Linked DNA regions of Homo sapiens: region 1 is linked to region 2. Evidence: read pairs that join two places in POLR2A ChIA-PET (ENCODE). Cell type or tissue: HepG2. All regions are shown on one strand.

Region 1 (5,000 bases), 86 kb after region 2:
TCTGTGTAGGACTCCCAGTTCTATGTTGAATAGGGGTGATGAAAGTGGGCATCCCTGTTTTGTTCCAGTTTTCAAGGGAAATGGTTCCAGCTTTTGCCCATTAGGTATTATGTTGGCTATGGGTTTGCCATAGATAGCTCTTATTATTTTGAGGTGTGTTCCTTTGATGCCTAGTCTATTGAGGGTTTTATCATAAAGGGAGGTAGATTTTATTTAAAGCTTTTTCTGTATCTGTTGAGATGATTATATAATTTTTGGTCTTAATTCTATTTATGTGGTGAACCACATTTATTGATTTGCATATGTTGAACCAGCCTTGCATCCCAGAAATAAAGCCTACTTGATTGTGGTATATTGCTTTTTGATGTGCTGCTGTATTTGATTTGCCAGTATTTTGTTGATGACTTTTGTGTTAGTGTTCATCAGAGATATTGGCCTAAAGTTTTCTTTTTTCCTTGTGGTCTCTGACAGTTTTTGGTGTCAGGCTGATGCTGGCTTCACAAGGAAGGAGCTCCTCTTGCTCAGTTTTTTGGAATAGTCTCAGTAGGATTGGTACCAGTTCTTTGTACATCTGGTAGAATTCAGCTGCGAATCTATCCGATCCAGGGCTTTTTTTTTTTTTTTTTGAGACGGGGTCTGGTTCTGTAACCCAGGTTGGAGTGCAGTGGCGTTATCTTGGCCCACTGCAATCTCTGCCTTTTAGGCTCGAGCCAACCTCCCACCTCAGCCTCCTAAGTAGCTAGGACTATGGGCATGCGCCACCACACCAGGACTTTTTTTAATTGGTAGGTTTTTATTACTGGTTCAGTTTGAGAACTCGTTATTGGTCTGTTCATGTTTTTACTGTCTTCCTAGTACAATCTTGGGAGGTTGTGTGTTTCTAAGAATTTATCAATTTTCTAATTTGTGTGCAAAGAGATGTTTTTAATAGTCTCTGAGGTTCTTTTGTATTTCTGTGGGATTGGTTTTAATGTCACCTTTGTCATTTCTGATTGCAAGTAGCTGAATTTTATTGAATAGCAAGGCTGATGTGATTATATAGGCATGTTTTAAAATTCTCCGTTAACTGTGTTTAATGAAATATTACAATATGAAGAGTTTTAACATGGAATAGTAAGACAGAAAATATGGATGAAAGCATGGAATAATTTCCTTGGAACTCATTTCTACTCTCCTAATCAAAAGTAGACTAGTCTAAAAAAAGCACACAGGGGATTTTCTTTTTTTTTACAAGTACCCATGACTTTGAATGAATCTGTGTCTTGAACCTTGGTAGATGAGAAATCATAGTGGTCTATGCTCTAACAACATTTTTTTGGAGATTACATTTCGAGAAAATCTCAGTCTCCATGATTTCTCAGAGATGCCTAATGGCTTTAGATTCATGGAGCATATGCTCACCACTCTACTCCCACCAAGCAAAACTAACTTGAAAACAGTACTACAGCTAGGAAACAAAGACAATGCCAGGTCTTTGTGAGAATGCACTATTTATGATCAAATAATAAGTAGGAATTTACAGTCAGACTTTTAATTTCCAAGATCATGCTTATTTCTATTGATATCGAGTCGTATTAATAGTAGAAATTAATAGATAATTATGAAGCATAGGTTTAACTTAAAAGTCCATTTATTAAAAATCCAAATTGTCTATACTTGATTCCTCCTCTTGAAAACCCATTTTAATCAGGTTTCTTTCCCCACTGTGTTTTGCCAGAACTGCTTTGGGTAAGATCACCAGTCACTCCCTGTAGCTATATGTCTAGTTCTCAGTCTTATTATTAATTAACTTGGCTTCTGGCACCACACTCTCCTGGTGGTCCTCCTTCTTCACTGGCTGCCCCTGTCATTTCCTTTGATGATTCTTCCTTACCTCCTTAGATTCTTACTGTTATAGGGCCTCAGACCTTGGATTTGGACCTCTTTTTTTTCCATGCTTATTCCTTTGGCAATTTTACCCAGTCACTTAGATAAGCTAGATAGCTGCCAAATGAACTCTTTGATGTACATGTTCCAAGGGGGAAGGACACATATCCCATTCTTCCCCCTAGACTTTCATTTTTCCATGGTATTTTTCATCTTATTTGATAGGATTTCCATCCTCCTAGTTGCTTAACTGCTTTTCTCAATCTGTACATCTTCTCCTCAGAAAATCCTAGTGGCTCTACCTTCTGAACATACCGAAAATAATTATTAACTCCACCACTAGCACCCTAATCCCAAAGCCAACATCTCTTTTCTGCATATTTACAGAAGTCTTCTAACTTATCATCCTGCTTTTGCCCTCCCTGTTCTTCCATTTATTTTCAATTAGAGCAGGCAGAGTGATCTAGCAGATTATATTACTCTGCTCAAAACTATTCAGAAGCTTTTCATCTCACCTAGAGTACAAGCCCAGGTTCTTACAGTGATCTCCCATTATTTTGTTAATCTCATGAACTCCAGCTTTTCCTTGTTCACTCCACTTGAGCCACTGGCTCTTTCCCAAGATAGCTGCATGATTCGCTTACTCATCTTATTCATATCTTTCTGAACCTCAGCTTTTTCATCTATAAGAAGGGGTTTTTAGTTGGTATTTTTCTTAACTGGGTTTGTAAGCTTTAACTTTTGAAACATTTAGCCAACTGCCTGGTATTTTAAATTCTTTGCTATAACTTTTGTGCTTCAATATCCTCATCTGTAAGATGAGAGTAATGAATATTACTTACATATGTACTGAGAGGATTAAACAAGTTAATATATGTACAGCACTCAGTACAATGACCAGCACCTAGTAAGCACTATATACGTGTTGTGTGTTATTATGAATGTTATCTAGTTTATATGGCACTTTCTTTCTAGATCTGAGAAGGTTAATTTTGTGCTGCATCACAGCTTTTTATACTTAGGGCTTATGTCTGCTTGCAGCAAGAATTTACCCACACAATCTATATTCTTTATAAGAAGCCTGTATGTCAGTCTGCTTCTTAACTAACTCATTATCAGTTTGGCAACATCCTTTTGGGCCAAGGTTGCAAAGGTTGCAAATCTGAGTCAGTGCTTAGGTCTCCCTGAACAGTATCTCTCCCTCTAGCCTTCCAGAATCCTGGAGTGCCTGCTTTGCCACACAATATATGCACAAGATTATGATTATAGATTAAGGAATGATTTACAAACAAAAAATAAAAATCTTATGGATCTAAGGAGCAATATAATTGAACTTTATTTATGGTTATTTTTTTTCCATTCTATTTATTAGTTTCTCTATTGTCGAATCAAACGTCCTTAAAGGAGTAGGAGAAATTCTTATTTTTTATACCAGTCACTTTCAGTCTTAGTTTCATTACAAGTTCTAATGTAGGTGTATCATTCAATTAACTACTCTGTTATCTCTGAAAGCCTGCATGTTAGAAGGCAATGTTGTATGTTCTTGCAGTTTCATAGTTTCTGAAGAGCTAATAAACAACAAAACTACAATGACCAACTAATTTACACAGTTTTGTTATTCTTATATGTATATGACTGGAAAATAAATACTATTTTATATAATAAGATGTCATCAGAATATAAAATATAAATATAAAATATATTTTATATTCCTAATATAAAATATAAATATAAAATATATTTTATATTCCTAATCTAAAATATAAATACTTCCAGTAATTAAGTAATTCCAAGAGATCTCAACTTAGGAGTCAGTGAAAAAAAGATCTAGAAGGTTTATATTTCTATCATTACTTAATTATACTTCAGCAATTTTTTTTATTACCTCCAGGAAAATAATTGAATCATCGAAGTTCTACAGCTTAAGAGATATGTTACTTTTCTTCATTGTTTCTTGAACTGACTGATTCTTCATTCTAAATATTGAACATTCTCAGCTATTGAACTTATATTAAACTTTACTCTCTACTTTTCTGTCATTAAGTAGAGGAGCTGTTTGGTACATTACTTGTCTTTAAGCCTAGACCAGATATACTCTACTACTAATTTTTCTTTTATTATAAAATTTATACTATGAGTTACTATAAATAGAGGGGTTGTGGGTATTAACCACATGTAAAAAGGTTGTTTACTTTCTAAAGTATGGTTTGTCAGGGGGCAGAGTGCTGTACTAGCAGAACAGGGGCTTTGTTGATCATGTGACATTGAGCAACTTGTGTTTTCTCAGCCTCAGTTTCTTTATACTTAAAATTAGAGTCAGAGTTATGTGAATTTTAGGCAACAATATATGTTCCTAGTGCTTAGAAAATACTAGTCCCTGTCTCATTACTCCTTTCTGTTTCTTTACATCTCACCGAGTAGAATGGGTAACAAATGAAATCCAAAGTAGTTATCATCATTAGCTAGAGAAACCCAAAATTTAAGCCATTCTCCAGTATTGATAAGAAATCTTTAAGCACTAGAGCAGTGATCTAGCTGCTCATTTTGTATTTTGAAACATATTAAAGCATAAGCTGCTTCTGCCAGTTGTAAAAATATAACATATCGAAATATATTTTCATTTCTTCACAGTTTTCCTTTATATTTAATGATAAAATGAGTATATTAATCCATTCATGCACTGCTGTAAAGAAATAACTGAGGCTAGGTAATTTATAAGGAAAAGAGGTTTAATTGGCTCATGGTTCAGCGGGCTGTACAGGAAGCATGGCAGCATCTGCTTCTGGGGAGCCTCAGAAATTTTACTCGTGGCAGTCAAAGCAAGTCAAAGCAAGAGCGAGCATCTTACGTGGCAGGAGCAGGACCAAGAGAGAGAGCGGGGAGGTGCCACACACTTTTAAACAACCAGATCTCAGGATAACTCACTATCATGAAACCAGCACCAAGGAGGAAATCTGCCCCTATAATCCAATCACCTCCACCAGGCCCCACCTCCAACATTGGTGATTATAATTGAACATAATATTTGGGTGGGGACACAGACTCAAACTATATCAATGAGTACCTTACATTTTATTATTTTGATAATTTGGATACAATTCATTAAGCTTTATTACTTATAAAATATAAGAGTA
Region 2 (5,000 bases):
GGCCATCCATCATCTGCTCAAGTCTGGCTGAGTCCAGGGTTTTTATGGTCCTCAGAGGGAAGAAGTGCACGTCCATTGGTCCATGGGCGGCCATGGGTGGGCCCAGAAAAAGCACCACAAGTTCCCACTCAGGTCCACGGGACCTGCAGCCCATCTCCCATGCTTCAGGCCCTCCTGGGCTTGAAGGCAGGGCTTCACCAGGGACCTGCCCCCTTCTACCCAGGAACCTGTCTGACTCCTGTCACTCTTCATGGTGCCCAGGCTATTCGTGCCACGGAGCGCCTGCCCGCCAGCACTGAGCTGCCCTCAGCCCCCCTTCAGACTCCCTCCCTTGCTTGTTGGTGTCCGAAGTCCACAGGGAGTCAAGGCAGCAGGGGGCTGGAGTGTCAGTGCTGCCTCGAGTGTGCACACACCCAGCCGGGGTCCAACAGCACCTGGGCTTGACCCCAACATCGCTCCAAGATCAGAGTGTGTACAGGGAGCCGGGAGAGGCCAGGCAGTGGGAGTAGACATTTCCGAGCCTACAGCTGCACCTGGGAGAGCAGGGCTCCTGCCTGCTTCCGGCCCCCAAGAGCACAGGGAGGCCTGGGTCTGCAGCACCAACTTAGGCAGCTGCAACTGTGCCCGGGAACGTGGGGCTCCTGCCTGCTCCTGGCCCCCATAGGCTCCGTGAAGTGACAGCCCCAGCAGCACCTCCTCCACACTGCAGCCGGCATCATGGTAGTGGCCATCCCAGACAGGCCGCCACTGCCATCAATACCTGATTTGATTCTATAAAGTACCTATTTTGCCTGTTCTATATCTTATAAAAGCTATACATGGTATGATGCTATACATGTTTGTTTTATATACTATATATTTCACATACAAAAATTTAACCTCCCATCTCAATTAGAAAAAAAAGAACTACATACCTGAGGGCACTTGCGTATCTTTTTATAAACCCTCTACAACTACCAATGAGACTTAAATAGAGGATATACTCAGTATAGTTTTGCTTTAAAAAAAAAATTCCTATAAAAAATACCCATTAGGATGGCCTTACAAACAACAATTTAAGAAGCAGGTAGTAAATAAGAATTAGACATAGGAGCAATTGCTAAATTTGAATCCCAGTGCCTAGAAATAAAAGGAATAAGAACCGTTTTAGAAGAGACATGGAGTGAAATTTTGCCATACTTATTACATATGTGCATGCCCTTTCGTCATTTATTGTCAGATTTAGTCATGAGCACCACAATCTAGATTTTAAAACCAGTTAGATTAAATTATGTCCTCTTACAATGATAAGTATAATCAAAATGTATTTAAATATATGTATCATCTATGTAATATATATTAAGTAGGCATTCAAATATTATTTCTATTTTTCTTCCTACCTTTTCTACAGCTACCTCCTCACACTATCATTGCTAGTACTTCTTATTTACATTCAAAATACAAGTCAATTAAGTCAGGGAATGTGACTTAAATTCAAATGGGTAAATTTGTTTTTTAACTCCTTTTTCATTTTAATAGAATGATGATGGTGATACCAGTATCTTCTTATGATTTGCTCATGTATTTCTCTCATATACAAATTCGTATTGTGTTATTTTACCCTAAGATGATACTGCTCTTCCAAATGAATGTGTGATATCTCTAGAAACAGCTGAAGTCTAGTGGAAGCAGCACTAGACTAGATGTTATAATACCTGTGTTCTAATTTCAGTTCTACCACATATTCTATATGTGATTTGGGTTTCTTCATCTGTAAAACTGGAATATTACTGCCTACGTCACAAAGCTGTTATAAATATTAGTGAATATATAGACATTAAATAAAAATAAAAAATTTAATACAAATGCAATGGTATACTTTTATCATCACCACAATACATCCAGAAGTCAGTTTTCATCTTTTTTCCTGATTTCCAGCACATCTAACCCAAAAATAATAATAATGAAAAATCAAGCAAAACTACAGGTAAATTGTTATATCAAAAACTTCTGACAGGACAGAGATAAACTTTGTTTCAAATATTTTAGTTTCCCTTTTAATCACAGGAAAATTATTAAAAAATAATAAGCTCTAGAATTGTTATTTAATGTAGTTCATCTTTTTTCAACAACTTTCTCTTCTGTAGCATAGCATTTTAACACTCAAAGACAATTACCAGAACTTTGCTGTGAGTATGACTGATGAGGTAAATAAAGTGGCTTTCATCATCTGTTTGATGTTTTAATAAGGTATTAAGCTACTGGCCAACTGAAATGAATGCCCAATTTCCAACTCTTTACAGTATTTTGAAACAGATGGTAACATTTTACTTTGTTGTTCCTTAATATTTGTCTTTTGAATCAACTGCAAGCTTCTTCTGGTGTAAATATTTTCTTTCATGCCTTAGCTGTTTGATCACTTTATTTTTCCTGGCTAATGTTTCACATTTTGCTCTTTGATATTTTCTGGTAAGACCCTTTGGGTCTAAGACTTCAAAGCAAGCCAGACCAAAGGGTAACACAAGACCAATTCTATCCAAGCATTTTAAATTCAAGTGTAGCTCTTACTTGATATGCTTTAAGAAAAATCACCTCCTTTCTTCGATTCATCACTGAAACCTAAAGTACCTTTAAATAAAAATCAAAAACTTAAAGTAATTTTTAGGTTTTTGGATTTCTTTCTTACACAAATTGATTTAGACAAAAGAAGCAGCAGCAATCACTTGTACTACAGCTACTTAAAAGTCACCTCGAAAGGCATTTATCATACATGACAAAGGAGCTAGAGCCTCACTAAAAACTTATATTCAACTATAAGTTGAATAAAAAACCCCTTTCATATTCGAAAGGGCTTTTTTGAACAAATAAGAAATTGTAGACTGTCTTTGCAAAATACCATTTTCATGCTTATGAAACAAGAATTGGTTTTTGCCTGTAAGTTTTCAATACACAAAACTGTAAGACTACGAATTTATGTACCTTAATAAGCAGTCCATCAAAACAGAAAATTCTCCCACTAAACAATGAGCTTCTTGAGGACAGAAAGCTATCTTATTTATTTTTGTAAAACCAACAGGCATAAGAGAAATTGCTCAATAAATGTTTCCTCACTGAATAAAGTTTAAGATTATTATCTATGTCTTAATAATAAGACACAGTCATAAACTTAAAAAATTTAGTTAAGAAACCTGTAATTTGAGTTATAAAGAAAAAAGGGCAAGTTATATATGAGGCTGGCTTTAAAAAAAAAATCAAATTAAGTTTTTGAGTAACATTCTGTTTGAAAAACACACTCCATGACTCCATATCACAATTCTCAGTAACGGTGTGATAGAACTGATTTTAGGAAGCCCAAAGAGGAAAACACAAATGGATACTATCAAAAACAGTCACATTACAATTGAAAAAATATGATTAATGTCTCTAGGTTAGATAATAATACTGCATCAAGTTTAGTTTCCTTGTTTTGACAACTGTTCTGAGGTCATGTAAAAAAACAAAGTCCTTCTTTTAGAAAATACAAACTGAAGTACTTACAGGTTAAAGTGCTATTATGTAATTAATTACTCTTAAGTGATTATAAAAAACAATCATTATACACATACACACATATATGCTCGGAGAAAAAACAGAGAAAAAGCAAATGTAGTGAAATGTTAACATTTGGAGAAACTGATGAAGGGTAGAGAGGAATTCTTTATACTATTTTTGTAACTATTTTATCTAAAACAATCTCAACTTAATCTTCAGAAAAGAAAATAATAATGAAAATGTCTAAAAGCAACCACACAAATATAACACAGAAATCCGTATCAAAAACATCTACTTGAATATGCATGAAACAACCTTCCATTTCTTTTGTGGAGGGCAACATACATCTGCAATTCCATAACAGAAGTGATTAAATAAACCTTTCTGAACTTAAACATAGACTTTCAGGTATGGAATTTATCTCTATCTCTAATATCCACAATGACTCAACTTGAATCTTAATATATATCTTAGAGAAAAGGGAATTAAACATAAAACATTAAATTGAAAATAATGTGAGAGTGATGTTTTTCAGTCTCTTGATGCACACACATTATCATTAGTTGAGAATCTAGTCATCCTTCTTGCCTTAAGTTGATTTGATTCTGAATGAAATACAGATAATTAGGAAATATTATAATGTAAAGAATGTCAATACTGTTAGCTTCTCTGCCAATTCAATGAATGATGAACATCAACGAGGATGCTGGGAAAAACTCATTGTCTACTCATTTTAAAAGTATATGGAAAATTGAGATGCATTAATTTTAAAAAAGCTGTTTGCATATCAAAAAGGAATATCAAATATAATTAACAAAATATACATGTTATCAAAGATTACAAAGTTAAAAAGAAACTCAAAATAGAGGAAAACATATCCTTACCCTATTGGGAAATCAACATCATCACCATGAGCTGTCATGTGATAAAGTCCAAATTTAGCCAATTTAATATGTCCCTATGATAATAAAGAAAAAAAACACTATCAAATAATTTATTATAATTGGCAACATATAATTTATATTATAAAATTATCATTATACATTTTATAACTAAAGAAACCATTATATAACAATATTTTATCAAAATGCCACTGTAGATTTTAAAAAATCATAATTTTATAAAAAACTATCTGCCAATAGTCTGCTTTATACTCATTAAATATGTATATATGCATATGTACACATATATATCTCAAAATGACAAATGACATTTTTCTTTAATATTTTTGCTGTTACATTGTCTAGTTATTTCACAAAACAAAAAGGCAAAAACATTCTCATCTGTCTTGAAACCTTGGTTAGAATGTTTTGTGGTAATTTTCACAGAGCAAATTTTTTTCCATGGAGTTGAAAGTCCATTTATAGTTATAATTTAACTGTGAAATAGGAAAACTTAACTTGAAAAGATCAGTTCAAAAATCATCAAGATTTTGGTGAATCTGCTAGATTTTCAATAACTTTTTATATTGTTTGAGAACAAAAATAACT

What was found. Peaks named below come from ENCODE experiments on the same cell type or tissue, not always from the same donor. Only the 100,000 strongest peaks of a DNase experiment are listed, where the experiment ranks them.
Region 1: POLR2A ChIA-PET joins it to region 2 with 6 read pairs; 1 of 35 experiments calls an interaction of 5 or more read pairs at or near these places.

What each region holds. Positions count from the first base shown.
Region 1 is chr4:106,342,297-106,347,296 of GRCh38, forward strand. The region is part of intron 6 of AIMP1 (aminoacyl tRNA synthetase complex interacting multifunctional protein 1); the gene reads left to right. Among named protein-coding and RNA genes, the nearest start is that of GIMD1, 24 kb to the right of the region's middle. In HepG2, no CTCF peak of the experiment used is centred here; a DNase peak (open chromatin) is centred at 2,205.
Region 2 is chr4:106,256,043-106,261,042 of GRCh38, forward strand. It overlaps TBCK (TBC1 domain containing kinase), which reads right to left. Exons shown (of 26, transcript NM_001163435.3): 5 at 4,395-4,468. Among named protein-coding and RNA genes, the nearest start is that of TBCK, 58 kb to the right of the region's middle. In HepG2, no CTCF peak of the experiment used is centred here; a DNase peak (open chromatin) is centred at 2,349; H3K4me3 peaks cover 460 bases.